2 separate regions of the Homo sapiens genome follow, and region 1 is linked to region 2. The links are chromatin contacts, found by Hi-C or POLR2A ChIA-PET in ENCODE. All regions are on one chromosome and are shown on one strand. The core of a region is the stretch at or near the end of the contact, and the rest is flanking DNA. Distances in the headings are between cores, read along the strand shown.

What was found. A loop is a pair of places that touch in the nucleus more often than their neighbours do. ChIA-PET counts read pairs that join two places held with the same protein, here RNA polymerase II (POLR2A). Pooled maps may share reads with other maps.
Region 1: a pooled map shows a loop between it and region 2 (2.5-fold over the local background). The contact joins the enhancer-like site here to the promoter of SNHG10 in region 2. A Hi-C loop is called at or near these places in 2 of 168 maps with a recorded cell type or tissue (IMR-90 and chondrocyte) and 1 of 50 pooled maps. POLR2A ChIA-PET finds 5 or more read pairs at or near these places in 1 of 52 experiments (activated CD8-positive, alpha-beta memory T cell).

Annotation. Positions count from the first base shown.
Region 1 is chr14:95,207,295-95,214,158 of GRCh38, forward strand. CLMN (calmin) reads right to left here. Exons shown (of 13, transcript NM_024734.4): 6 at 5,925-6,115; 7 at 3,392-3,585; 8 at 2,101-2,183. Among named protein-coding and RNA genes, the nearest start is that of DICER1-AS1, 53 kb to the left of the region's middle. RefSeq lists an enhancer at 4,692-4,741. Within about 2 kb of position 5,082, at least 4 of the 41 ENCODE cell types and tissues checked have a DNase peak (open chromatin) inside an H3K27ac peak, as active enhancers do.
Region 2 is chr14:95,528,885-95,536,121 of GRCh38, forward strand. SNHG10 (small nucleolar RNA host gene 10) reads right to left here and starts at 5,988. Exons shown (of 1, transcript NR_003138.3): 1 at 4,028-5,988. GLRX5 (glutaredoxin 5) reads left to right here and starts at 6,166. Exons shown (of 2, transcript NM_016417.3): 1 at 6,166-6,500. The coding sequence starts at 6,206. It also overlaps SCARNA13. RefSeq lists enhancers at 4,596-5,385, 5,386-6,175, 5,439-5,898 and silencers at 6,039-6,328, 6,539-6,598.

The DNA.
Region 1 (6,864 bases), core at 3,832-6,331, 320 kb before region 2:
GTAGAAAAGAAAATGGGGTCTCGCTTTGTTGCCCAGGCTGGTCTTTAACTCCTGGGCTCAAGCAATCCTCCTGCTTCAGCCTCCCAAAGTGTTGGGATTATAAATGTGAGCCACTGGTTACATTATTATTAACTATAGCCATCTTGCTCTGCAATACAATACCAGAACTGATTCCTCCTATGTAACTGTAACTTTATACCCATTGACCAAGTCACCATTATTCACTAAACATCCACTGTTGTTCCAGGCACAGTACTAGGTACTTCACATAACTGTTTATCCTTCACATAGCCCTGAAATGTGGGTCAGATTTCCATTTTACAGGTGACACACATTCAATAGATACACATTCAATATAGATGTGTATCAGAGAGGTCAAGTCACCAGCCTGAGGTCACACAGCTCCAAGTGGAGAACTGGCATTCCAGCCCAGGAATTCCTGCTTCCACAGCGCCCTGTAAGGGGTCCGTATGTGGTGCAGGGACAGGCAGGAAACACACACACAGGTGGGGGCCAGGATGAAAGTCACGGCATGGAGGATCCTGGGAAGTTCTTCTGTACAAAACAGAGCCCCAGTTTCAGCTGCATGTTGTAAGGGAAACAAGAGCCTGAACTTTGGAAACACAGAGGGTCCAAACCCCAGCTCTGTGCTTCATAGCTGAGTGACTATGGAGAGGTCTTTAAGCCTCTTTGAGATCCTTATTTTCGTTTATAAAAGAGGATTATGATACTGAGCCATGCTGGATTGCAGGAATGGCAGGCAGCCCAGAGACACAGGGGCAAGGCAGCCAGCTAGAAAAGCAGCTCCCCTCTCCTGCAAGCATCCTTTAACTCTTTATGCTTTCCTTTTTTTCTGTCTGGTACTTATAACTACCCCAAGTTACGTTTTTGCTCACTTATAACTGTTTCCGTTACTAGAACAACGCTCCACAAGGCCAGGGACCTCAGCCATCTAGTTTATTTCTGAGTCCCCTAAGCCAGGGGCAAGGGTTCAGTCAATTACTAACGGATTCAAGAAAAGGCTGTCATTGCTGTCATTATTATCAGCTCGGGGTTGTGCATGGGTTGGGTGGGAGTTCAACGGGGCCAGGACAACTTCTAAAAGGTCTGATTCTGTGCCCAAAAAAACTCTCACCAAGTATAATCTGGAATTCTGAAAATAAAAAGGCAAACTTTTCAATGATCATTGTCTTTTATGATTTGTAACATTGATAAAAATCTGGTAGATGCTAACATATTCCATCTGACATGTAAAAAATCAAGAAGCAGATCCGTTTTATAAGAAAGCGTCTTTCATAATCTTAATAAAGTTTGTCATGGGAAGAGGTCTGTGACAGGCGTCAGTTTCCATCCTGCTTTGAAACTTAATGCACGTTACATGTAAATAGTTCCCCCCTTATTTGCGGTTTTTCTTTCTGAGGTTTCAGTCACCCATGGTCAACTGTGGTCTGAAAAGATTAAATGGAAAATTCCAGAAATAAACAATTCCTAAGTTTCAAATGGAGTGCTGTTCTGAGTAGTGGGATGAAATCTCTCACCATCCTGCTCTGTCCTGCCTGGGACGTGACTCGTTCCTTTGTCTAGCACATCCATGCCATCTCTGCCACCCATCTGTCACTCACTCAGTAGCTGTCTGGATGATCAGAGATCAGCCACCACGATATCAAAGTGCTTGTGTTCACATAGCCCTTATTTTACTTAAGAATGGCCCCAAACTGCAAAAGTAATGATGTCGGCCCATGGTTATAATTGTTCTATGTAACTATTAGTTGTTGTTAATCTCTTTCTGTGCCTAATTTATTAATTAAACTTTATCATAGATACATATGTATAGGAAAAAAGTGGTATATATAGGGTTCGGTACTATCCGAAGTTTCAAGCATCGACTGGGGGTCTTGAACTGTATCCCCCGCATATGAGGGGGACAACTATCATTCTGAAATTAAAACATGGTAAGGCCGTGCTCAAGGGACTTGGGAGCAACTGGCGATTTTGACTGCTAGTTACACAGAGCAACGCTGCCCACGTCCCTGCTTCGTCTGATGGCCAGCGGATGGAAATGTATGGTGTCGGAATTAAAGGTAAGAAAAGCAAACATACGGCTTCCAACTCCGGAAAACGTTCTAGAAACTGTGCCACGTAAGTCATGATAGACTGCTCGTCTGGTGTGTCAACCATGATGTCTGTCGAGAGAGACACAGGAATTAGCAGGAGATACAAACACACACGCTTTCAATAGTATTCCCGGATGCCTGATGGTGAAGAATCCCACAGATTATTGAAGGTTTTTTCTCTTTATTTTCCACTTGAGGAACTTTAGGCTCAAAGGTGGTGAATCATTTAACTGAAATCTCACAGCTGGCTGATGAACAGAGAAGCAAGGATATAGAATTTAGGGCTTCTTATTCCCAAAATTCTGTCCCTTCTTCCTTGCTGTTTTAGTCCCTTCCACAGTAAGCAGCCAGCTCGCTGCTGGCTCCATGGGCAAGGACGGTGAACCAGGCAGCCTACATATGGTATACGGAGTCCTACGTTAGCCTAACCCACGTGGAAGGCAACTTCACAGAGATAGCCAAACCCTTTAAACAGGTATGGGCTCTCCCCCTCTGTCATTCTGCTAATGAAACCTGGTCCTTAAGGAAATAATCTGGGATGCACGTTGAGCTTTATTTACTAAGATGTTCACTGCGGTGTTGTTATATCTAAAAGGAAATATTTCAGAAACAACCTCAATGTCTACCAGTAGTGGAAGAGCTAAGTACATTTTTTTTTTTTGGAGACAGAGTCTGGCTCTGTCGCCCAGGCTGGAGTGCAGTGGCACGATCTCAGCTCACTGCAACTTCCACCTCCCGGACTCAAGTGATTCTCCTGCCTCAGTCTCCCGAGTAGCTGGGATTACAGACTGCGCCACCACGCCCAGCTAATTTTTGTATTATTAGTGGAGATGGGGTTTCACCATGTTGGCCAGGCTGGTCTCGAACTCCTGACCTCAGGTGATCCACCTGCCTCGGCCTCCCAAAGTGCTGGGATTATAGGCGTGAGCCACCACGCCCAGCCACTAAGTACATTTTAGTATGCCCACTAGATGAATTATTATGCAGCCAATAAAAATATATAATACATTATAGAAGTATGTAAAATACTTATGATATAATGTTAAATAAAAAGTACAAAATTATATATATACAGTAAATGATAACAATTATGTAAAAATATAATTAGAGGCATATAAAATATCGGAAAAATATCCATATGATCTGAGTGGTAGAAATATAGGAGAAAAAATCTTCTTCATTAGATTTTTCTGTATTTTCCAGATTTTCCACATGGGACAGCAAGTGGTACATTTGTAAAAAAAAATTATTAGAAAGAAAGAGAGAACCACTGCTACCTTCTGGCTCCAGGAGCCTGGGGATGTGCAGGGCATCCTGTGCGATGCTGAAAGCCTTCTCTAGATTTTCTCGTGTGGAATTTTCCAGGGCCTGTTTCATGTCCACCAGGCTGGGGTCAATGGCCTTGATCACCGCCAGGAAAGCCAGCCCACTCCTCCAACTGCCCGCAAAGTCCTGCACCGCCACGCCATACCTGAAGGAAAAACAGCAGCGGCGGCCAGGATGCTGGTTAGTAAACAGACTCAAAGGTGCAAGGTCAGCATGCAGCAGCCGCGTGAGTTTTTGAGTGGGGCAGAGCTGCCGACCTCGCCAGGTGAAGACGCCTTCATCCCTGAGCATGGGAGAGCTGCCCTGAACCACTCACATTTCCATTTCCAGCCAAATGGAATAGGAGGGTATACACTGAACAAAGAGGCAAAATAGGACCCTGGGTTCCCCAATTCCCAGACACATAAAGGACCAACTGTATAGACCATTCCTTGTATCAGTGACATTGAAAACATAACATGGAATGTGCTGTGCCATAAAAATGGAACCAGAAAGACACAAGTTTGTACCTCAGCTGTCCCCTCTATGCTTCTAGTGCCATGGCCTTGGGCAAGTCACCTACCTCTCTGAGCCTCAAACTCCACACAGTGAACTTGCTGGGGCTTTTGTGGGGAAAGTCGAGCCTGGCCCCAGAAGAACGGCCAAGTCATAGGGTCAACCTAATATACAACGTTGGGAGCCCAAGAAAGCCACTCACTAATGACAGCTACTATTATCAGTAATAGAAATAAAAGCACCATTGTAAAAGTGAGGGGCAGAGAGCTTTCACTCTATTTTGTAGAATGGAGGCTACCTCAACTTTTTAAAAGTAAAAGTGAAGGACAAAAGAGGAGAGAATCTTGCCAGGCACTAATTTCCTGTAGAATCTATCCTGAGACTCCACCAATCTCTCAACCGTGGTCAATAAACGCTCTTAAAAAAAAAAAAAAAAACCAAAAACAACCAAGTACCTTTTTATTTGGAAATCATTTAAGACCCAAAAGAAGTTGAAACACAGTACAGAGAGTCTCTACTCTTTCCCCAGCTTCCTCCAGTGACAGCATCTTATGCTACCAGGGTGCGTTATCCAAACCAGAACACCAATACTGGTCCAAGACAATTATTAATCAAGCTATAGACTGCATTTGAATTTCACATTTTCACAGGTGTTACTTTTCATGGCGGTGGTGTACAGATTAATGTAACCACCACAATAGAGAAACAGAACTGTCCTATCACCCCAAGACACTTCCTCTCCCATACATCACACCCCCCTTCTACCCTAACCCCTGACAATGAACTTTTTTTTGGTTGATATTTATGTAAACAACATTTAATGGTGGTTCACATTTGTCAATTTCAATCTACCACGCTTGATCTCTCAATCAAAACTCTGAAGATCCAACCTCTCTTCCCTCTTTTATTTCCACACACAGGGGATAAAGGAATCAATATTTGTGAAGTGCTTAATATGGGCTGGCACTGTGCAAGGTGCTCTTTCATGGATTTTATTTAATTTCACCTAATTGTCCTGGAAGGCAGTGTGTGATAGGATACTATTTGCAGTTGGGGCTTGGAAAGGTAAATGATTCACCAGGATCTCAACCAGTCTGTACGCTGAGGAGCTGGGGCGGCCCCGAGTTGGTTTGGTTTCCACCACACTGGTCTGGCATTTGTGCCCATGGTCCAGGGGCTGTGGGCCTGCTGCTGGTAAAAAGGCCTGATACAAAACTGCTAAAATCACTCTGCTGCCGGTGTGGGGTGAAACAGGGCCGGAACTTGGCTCCAGTTCCCGTCTCGATTTTGGAAGGTCCGACCTAACTTTGAGTATGTTACAGCCTTTATTATTACTATTTTTAAAGTAGGTACAGACTCTGGAAGATACCCTGAAGCTTAAATGCACACAAGTCATTAGAATCCAAGAGACATGCCCATGTTGAGAGGCAACATGATGAAGGCTCCTCTGATCTGTATTCAAATCTTATCAGCTTTGTGCAAACCAAACATTCTGCAAACTGCATTTTGTGTGTACTGCAAAACCAGAAAAATGCAGGGTTTCCTGTTCTGACATTCTTTTTTTTTTTTTTTTTGAGATGTTGTCTCGCTCTGTTGCCCAGGCTGGAATGCAGTGGAGTGAACTCGGCTCACTGCAAGCTCCGCCTCCCAGGTTCACGCCATTCTCCTGCCTCAGCCTCCCGAGTAGCTGGGACTACAGGTGCCCGCCACCACGCCCGGCTAATTTTGTTTGTATTGTTTAGTAGAGACAGGGTTTCACCGTGTTAGCCAGGATGGTCTTGATCCCTGACCTGGTGATCCACTCGCCTCGGCCTCCCAAAGTGCTGGGATTACAGGCATGAGCCACCGCGCCTGCCCCCTGTTCTGATATTCTATATGAAGCAATGGGCACATACATAACTGGCACCTTAATAAATACTAATTCTCCTTTCCTCTGCCTGAAAGCAGCTAGTTAAATGAAGTAGTGTGGGGAGAGGGGCTGCGGCTTACTTTCTCGTTTTCCTCTGCACCCACGCCAACAGGGCCTTGATAGCCTTCCTCTGGTCTTTCACCGATATTGCCACGCTCCTCTCTGCAGTGGGTGTGGGTGGGAAGGATGAGTCTGAGTCTGTGCCCCCTGAGCCAGGGGACAAGCTGGAAGATGGAGAGTTTCTGCTGAGGTTGCCTGTGAGCTCCTTAATCTGGAAGGAAAATGGCATTTCAGACCCCAGCAACAGACCCACCCTCTCAGCAAGCCCCTTGTCTGGCGGGTGGCCATATGGACCATGGCTGGAGGGACCGGCTCAGGCAGGATTGCTTCTCTGAATGCAGAGAAACCCTTTCTGATGGCTGTGGCAGGGGACAGGCAGTACTTGTGATGGCCTGTCCGTTTCTTGTGGCTTGTGGTACACGTAATTACACTCTATAGGGAGGACCGTCTTTTCCTGGAGTCTCTCCAGCTCCAGCCAGCACTTCACACCAGGTCTTCCTGACCCAACTCTGCCGCCCCTTTCCTCTCACCGCCCATCACTCCCAGACTTCACTGAGCTCTTTCAAGCCCCATTGCTTCTGCTCATCCTGCCCTTGCTGCCTCGATGTCCCTTCCCTCCATCAGTGAACTCCTCTCATGAGGACTTCTGTAAGATATGCAGAACCCTAGGCTCTACCCCAGAGCTACTGGAATCAGAATCTGTTTCAATACCACCCTCAGGCAATTCACACACACAGTAGGTTACGTCTAACTTAGTTTGAAAGATGAGTAGGAGGTCTAGCGCACTCCTACTCATCCTTCAAAACCCAGCTCTGGTGTCACTTCTTCCAGGAAGTTTTCCTTACTGCACTCCCCCATCTGAGCTAGCTGCCCCTGCTTGGAGCTCTTGCATCACCTTCTACCATATAGGATTGACTTGTCTGTGATCCTAAAGGGTCATGAGGGCAGGGCCTTTTACTT
Region 2 (7,237 bases), core at 4,738-7,237:
AGGCATGAGCCACTGCGCCAGGCCTAGATGAACGATTGAAGAAGGCTGGAGCAATGGGTTCCCACAATAGCAAGACTGCATTTTGAAGGCATGAAATTATTAAAGCTCAAAGACTGAAGTACAAAGTGAAATTCTGACTCATGATAAAGTGTATTTATGGCCTTGGCAATACATCTTAGCAATTATTCAAAAGAAAACAATTAAATTTCCTAAATGTTCTTCTGGCTGCAAACTCAGTGACTATCAGAGGGAGACATAAACTTCTGCTAACAGATAAATCTTCCTAACAGGTTGGATACACAACAGCACTGCCTCCTTACTCTTTCTATTCTGCGATCTAGGGACCTTTTCAGGTCTCTGGAATGTAATAATTTGAGTTATAGAAACTATCTGCTGGTTAAAAAAAAAAGAAACACATAATACTACAAAACACTGCCATTAAACAGGCAGTTGGGGAAAATAAACAATTCTTTCATCACCTTTAACCAAAAGGCTTAACAAGTTTTACGATTACCACTTAATTCTCAATACCACTTTCCGGGAGATATGATTCAGGCCCATGTCCTTGTTATTAAATAAGGCTTGCAACAGAATGAAATCCAACAGGTGTATGACTTTCAAGGCACGCAGCCGAGGAGCTTGGCCCTCAATGCGAGAAAGCAGCGTGGGGACAAGAGGAACATAGCTTTCAGAAACAGCAGGCTATAGGCTTAGATTTTTTTTTATTAGATTTTTGGTTTTCTGTGTGTTTGTCTGTTTTTTTGAGTTGGAGTCTCGCTCTGTTGCCCAGGCTGGAGTATGCAGTGAAGTGGCGAGATCTCAGCTCACTGCAACCTCCGCCTCCTGGGTTACAGCAATTCTCCTGCCTCAGTCTCCAAGCAGCTGGGATTACAGGTGCCCGCTACCACGTCCGGCTAATTTTTTGTATTTTTAGTAGAGATGGGGTTTCGCCATGTTGGCCAGGCTGGTCTTGAACTCCTGACCTTAGGTGATCTGCCCGCCTTGGCCTTCCAAAGTGCTGGGATTACAGATGTGAGCCACCACGTCCAGCTATTAGATCTCTGGATTGAACTTTTGTCATTTTAATTTACAAAGCCCAAAAATCATCTGTGTATCTAGTATATATGCAGAGCCAGCAAAGATAACTGGGATAGTTGATTTTCTACAGGACTTGTTGGTGATGCTATGAATCAGCAGGAAAACAGAAATTGCATGTGAAGGCAACAAAACTTAGAGACACAAGTGCTAATGTCTATCAACATATTATATTAGAAAAAAACATAATTTGGAGACCAAAATGTCTGAGAACTGTTATCCTAGGGTTAATGTATGCTTCGAATGAATTCATGTATACACACAAAAATTTAACAAAAAAGTACAATCTATGCAAGATGATAACATTTGGGGGTAAATATTTATGAGCAGAGAAAGTACACACAGATTTCTTACAACGCTGCAGCCTTTATATGAAGAAATTCTTCAATTATATACAAACTTCGGCAGACATCAATTTGGATTTTTCCAAAATCCAGAAAGGGGAAAATAGATGTGGAAAAATCTGAGGAAAATCAAAAAGAACTCAAGTACTCAGCGACGTTTAAGACCAGAACCCAGGACTACACCTCCACCCAAATTCCAGGACAAAACTGGGTTGTCATGGCATCTGGGCTTTTCATAAATGCTCACCTATCTCCCACGGTCTATTCTAGACTGAACTAACCAGATCTACAGCATGCCCTTTCTCTTCAGTGACCCAGTGACTCAGGGCAGGTGAAGGGAGCAGGACTTGTGTGACACAGTGGAGGCTGGCCTGCCTTCCTGTCTCCAAGATGTGGGCGGCAGGGATGAGCAAAGCCTCGGCCAAAGAAGTATTAATAAACCAGCTGCCTTGTCAGATAGAGGTAGTCGAAATCCAACAAGCATTTCTATCTCCACAATAGGGACTAGAAAAATTCTGAGGGCTGCATTTTGCTTCAGTTTCTTATACATTACATTATTTTTGGTGTTATCAGGGAATCCAGGTAGTTCCAGGGTTGCAGTGATGCTCTAAAACTACTAGATGATAGCTCAGTGCATCACAGAGGAAGCTTTCAGGTTCCAGCTCAGGTCAATAGAATCTGCTATTTTAGCTTAGGAATGCGTGGTGGTTCGGCCCCTTGTACAATCCAAGCAGCCATTTTGCCCTTAATATGACATTTGCAGAATGTTCTGGCCAGCTCAGATAGACACTTCTGTACCACACGTTCTCATGCAAACACACCCTCTCATTTTCTAAGAACAAACAAGAATGCAGCACTGAGCATAAAATGAACAGGGCCAGTGCGGCGGCTCACACCTGTAACCCTAGCACTTTGGGAGGGCAAGGCGGGAGGAGTATTCGAGACCAGGTGTTGGAGACCAGTCTGGGCAACCTACTGAGACCTCATCTTTTTAAAAAATAATTTTTTAAAAAAGTAAAGGTACAGAAACACTGACATGTGGAGTGCTCAGATAAAGCATCACCTTCAGTTCAATAATCTGAACTCTAGTTCTTCATTTGGGGCTGATAAACGGAAGAAGCTATCTCAGATATGTGGAGGTTTACACGATGAATTCAATGGCGAATTTGTTTTTGGAGAAGTGGATAGAAAACAGGAGTTCTACCAAATATAGTAAAGCCTTATCTATAAATAAACACAAGGAAGAAAAACATTTTTAGGATGCCTGAGTCAGCATGTTTACACGGCATGATTATTTAGTTTGGGGTTTAACCAATCCTGTGACTCAAATCCCAGGATTCTCAGAAGTTCCTGAGTACTTCCCACCCTCACCTCTTCACTAATGTTCACGAGGCAGGAAGCCATCACATGCTAAGACAGGCCATTTACTCAAAACACCCAAAACATCTGGTCATAGATGCAGACTGATGACAACTGTTTATTTAAGATGTATATTTTGTCATGTTTTCATCATAGGACTAAAGAGGAATCTCAAAACCAAAATGCCAAACTTTATGCAAAAGTCTGATACTTTGGACGAAGTATTTTGAATACTGTTTTCTTTGCTTCTTAAGATCACTGATGTTTGGTGCTAAGTATTTCACTATATTTTGGGTTGTTTTATTAAAAATTTAAATTTAGATGTATTGTTTCAATTTCTTTGGTTCAGATACATGATCTGTTTCCTGCCCTTGCTCATGCTATCAAAATAGCTCCTTGAAAGAGCACCAACATGCTTTTCCATATCCTTAGCATTTCACACACTGTATGTTCTTATCATATTCTACAAAAACACGGCAACTTCACTATGATTTAGCAAAACACAGGCTTTGTACTCTTCCTTCTCAAGGATTACTCTTAATCTTTAATGGCAGCTGCATTCTCAACTTAATACAACGTTCAACAAATAAAAAAGACAACTGCTTCTGAGCCCAATATTATACATTAGGTAAGGAACACGATACTCCTCATTACTGTTCTGTCTCAGGATATAAGTTTGCAAATTCTTCTCCTGATCTCAGTCAACATAAAAGCAGAATTACAGTTTAGAGTGGGCAATGAGAAAGGTGGAATCAAAATAGACACAGGGAAGGCCATAAAGAGTTCGCAAGCATAAATGCCTGATAGCAAAAACGATCACAGAAGATTCCAAAACCACAATCCTGCACAAAGGCCATCTCAATCTTACACAAAAAATACTTCTGCAATGCCTGCCGAGCACCTGCCTGTCCAACCTGGGACTGGTGTCACCTTTGTTACTGATCCTTGTAGTCAAAAATAATTATCTCAAAACAATTATGTAACCCTCCTCATTTTTCCTTTAAAGACCTTTGTCTTCCTCTATCTCCCAGGATACACACAGTTAACTATCGCATGCATTTTCTCATTGCAGTGCTCTATTCCTGAATAAATGCCATTTTCTTTTAGAGAGCCTCTCTCTGTTCGTTATTTAAGTTGACAGCAACAAACAGTTTAGGTTTTTGGCAACAAATCACCAATATTTACTTAAAAACAAACAAAACACTTACAACACAGGTAGGAACAACAGGTTATTTTGGAAAGAGTTTAATATATTCTCTATTGTTAAGTGCACCAGATGCTGGACTTCTGAAACAACAATTATGCTTCTGCATAATAGCTTTTTCTACATATTTCTGTTCATGTTGCTTGTTCCTCTGATTTACCTGGAATCAATGAATCTGAAAAACAAAAAGATTCTTTAAGCACCTGGTAAATTTCAGGTCCCACATTAGAAAATGAGCAATCATCAATAATATTGATGGGGGTGAAAATATGACATTGAGACTTTCGGGTAATGTGCCGAGTTTACTTTCATAGTTTACTAGGCTCAGGTTTCATGCCGAAGGATTATTTGAAAGACTCACTCACTGACATGATTTTCTGATTTTAAATTCGAACACTCTCAAAGCATAAACAGATCACCTCCAGCAACATTGTAAAAAAATACTCAAAGTTTAAAAAAAAAAAAGTAACTTGTGGCAGTACTTAGTGTTCAACAGAAAACACTCCATCTGCTAAACAATATCTCGACTGCAAAGCTTCTCTTACTGTTGGCGGATAGATAATGACATAGCCCAGTCATTATCACCGTGGCAACAGTGACCAGAAACTATCAGAGGAAAATTGCACATGGAACAGCTGGCTCTCGAGCAGGCATGCCTCAGCTTCCTCTGGAGTATGCTTTTTCTGCAAGTCTGGTGTGCTCGAGGGTACCACCAACCCTGTGCGGCTCCAAGACTACAGATTATGTAGCAAGTCCACTGGTCCTGCTCTTCCGGATTTATTCTTCCCGCCAATAGGAGCACTTACCACGTTCCAAGCATCGTCCTAGGCACTGAGGATACAGCAGTGAATAAAACTGAGTGCTGGGTAGGAAGTCAATAACCAAGCTAGTAAATAACTGTATATTGTCAAGCACTGGTAAGTACAAGGGAGAGCAGAGCAAGCAATGGGCCTGATGAGGCTTGCTTTGTCTCCTCTGCACTCCCACACTGCTTTGTATCTGCTTCTCATTTCTCACGATGGGTCCAAGCTTTGGGCACCAGGTCTCCCTGGACATTCCGCGCTGGCACTGCGCCTAGCACCCAGCGGCTGCTCAGGAAACGTTTGTCGAACGAACGAATTCACTTCTTAGTTCCCCATTCAACAAACCTTTCCTGATCCTAGGCCCAACAGGTTAAAAGGCTGGAGGGCCAACGAGGCTGGAAACTCAGAGGCGGCCGGGGGCGGTGGCTCACGCCTGTAATCCCAGCACTTTAAGAGGCCGAGGCAGGAGGATCCCTTGAAGCCAGGAGTTCGAGACCAGCCTGGGCAAAAAAGTGAGACATCGACCCCCCGCCCCCGCCGCCAATTCCGTCTCTACAAAAAGGAAGAAAAAAAAAAAAAACCCAGAGGAAATCACACAGGCAAAAGCGCTTTACAAATTTTAAAAATGAAAACTGTTCTAGAGAAATAATCGCGCGCCGGAGGCGGAAGCCCCAGAGCCTCAGCTCCCACGTGGCGGCGGAGCCAGGGAAAGTCCAGGAGCCAAGGCTACGGCCCGAGCGCTGGAACCCCGGTCAGGCTCCGGCTCCCCGCCACGACGAACTGCATGCGGCCGCGGCGCTCCGGAGGCGCCCGGGGACGCTCACCTAAGCTGGGAGAGGCGGATACCCGCCCGGCCTAGCCCCGCTACCTCCCAAGAGACCAACACGACAAGCGCGCGCCCACCGCATTGCCATGGCAATTCAACCGCCGCTGACACCGGAACCGGAAACTTCATCAGGAGGTGACCCCTTCCCGGCGTTCCGCGGAACGGGCGAGTCCCGCGCCTCTCCCAGTTGTCTCGGCGTAGTCCAGCTGGCCTCATTGGCTCACAGGAGGAAAGTCGTCTTCCCTCTTGTTTTGCCTCTCGTTGCCCTGCAAGCGTGACCCTGATGGACATCCAGTCTCTCCAATTAACTAACAAAGCGGTTGCCGACGACCAATAGTAAGGCAGTAGGATGAGGCTCCGGCATAAGGCCCACCTCCTACCTGCCGGGCGGGACGAGCAACATGATTGGTGGAATCGAGTAATTACTGATCAGTATTGTCCAATCACGGAGGGCAGTTTAGAGCCGGCCCAATGAGGGCCTCCAGGGGGCGGGTCGGACTGCCGCGGGCCGGGGAGCGCTCTGGGTGGCCAGCTGTGGGCCCGGGCCGTCGTGGGCTCCGGCTTGCGTGCGGAGATGAGCGGGTCCCTCGGCCGAGCTGCGGCGGCTCTGCTCCGCTGGGGGCGCGGCGCGGGCGGCGGTGGCCTTTGGGGTCCGGGCGTGCGGGCGGCGGGCTCGGGCGCGGGCGGCGGCGGCTCGGCGGAGCAGTTGGACGCGCTGGTGAAGAAGGACAAGGTGGTGGTCTTCCTCAAGGGGACGCCGGAGCAGCCCCAGTGCGGCTTCAGCAACGCCGTGGTGCAGATCCTGCGGCTGCACGGCGTCCGCGATTACGCGGCCTACAACGTGCTGGACGACCCGGAGCTCCGACAAGGTCAGGCCAGTGTGCCGGGCAGGCGCCCTCCGCCCCGGGCCCAGGAGCATCGCTGCACGAGGCCGAGGGGTTCCGCCGCGCCGGGCTGGGGAGCGGGGCTCCATCCGCCGGGGTCTGTCTGAAGGTTCGAGCCGGGTTAGGGCGAGGAGTACTGCCCTGGAGTAGAGTCTGGGCTGAGGGTGTAGTTGATTTCACTGGGTCTTGAGGATCTGGGGCTCTGTACTGTTGCCAACTTGAGCAGTAGGTAAAGTCCTAAAGGTTCACTTATCCTCACTTCGAGCTAATATAGGCGTTTCGGGGCGATTTGTCAATGACTGACTCGGAGGAGGGTGGCCCGCTGCCTGACTGCTCTGCACGGTTAGGAAACTCATAGTAAGGACCCACTGTGAGATAGGTACTTTCGCGGACACTTTGGGGAGGTTGGAAGCCATTGGCCTACTCGTGGGTAAGGTCTAGGGCTGTCGATGGTGGGGAGAGGGCTGAGGTTGCCCTTGAGGCTAGTGAGGTCGGAGGCTGATCTCGCTTGGCTCACGGCTCAGGGTGTCAAGCATCATCCTCTGTGGTTGCTACAAGCAAAGGGTTGGGACAGCTGTCGGCTGACCTTAGTCGGGATCTATGTTGTCGGGGAAGAGTCATGACATTTGGCTTTAGATACTCAAGCACAGGGCTGAATTTATGTGGGCCAGGGCTTGGAGAGGTTTGTGGGGAAAAGAAGCAGCCCTGGCTCCTGGGCCCTG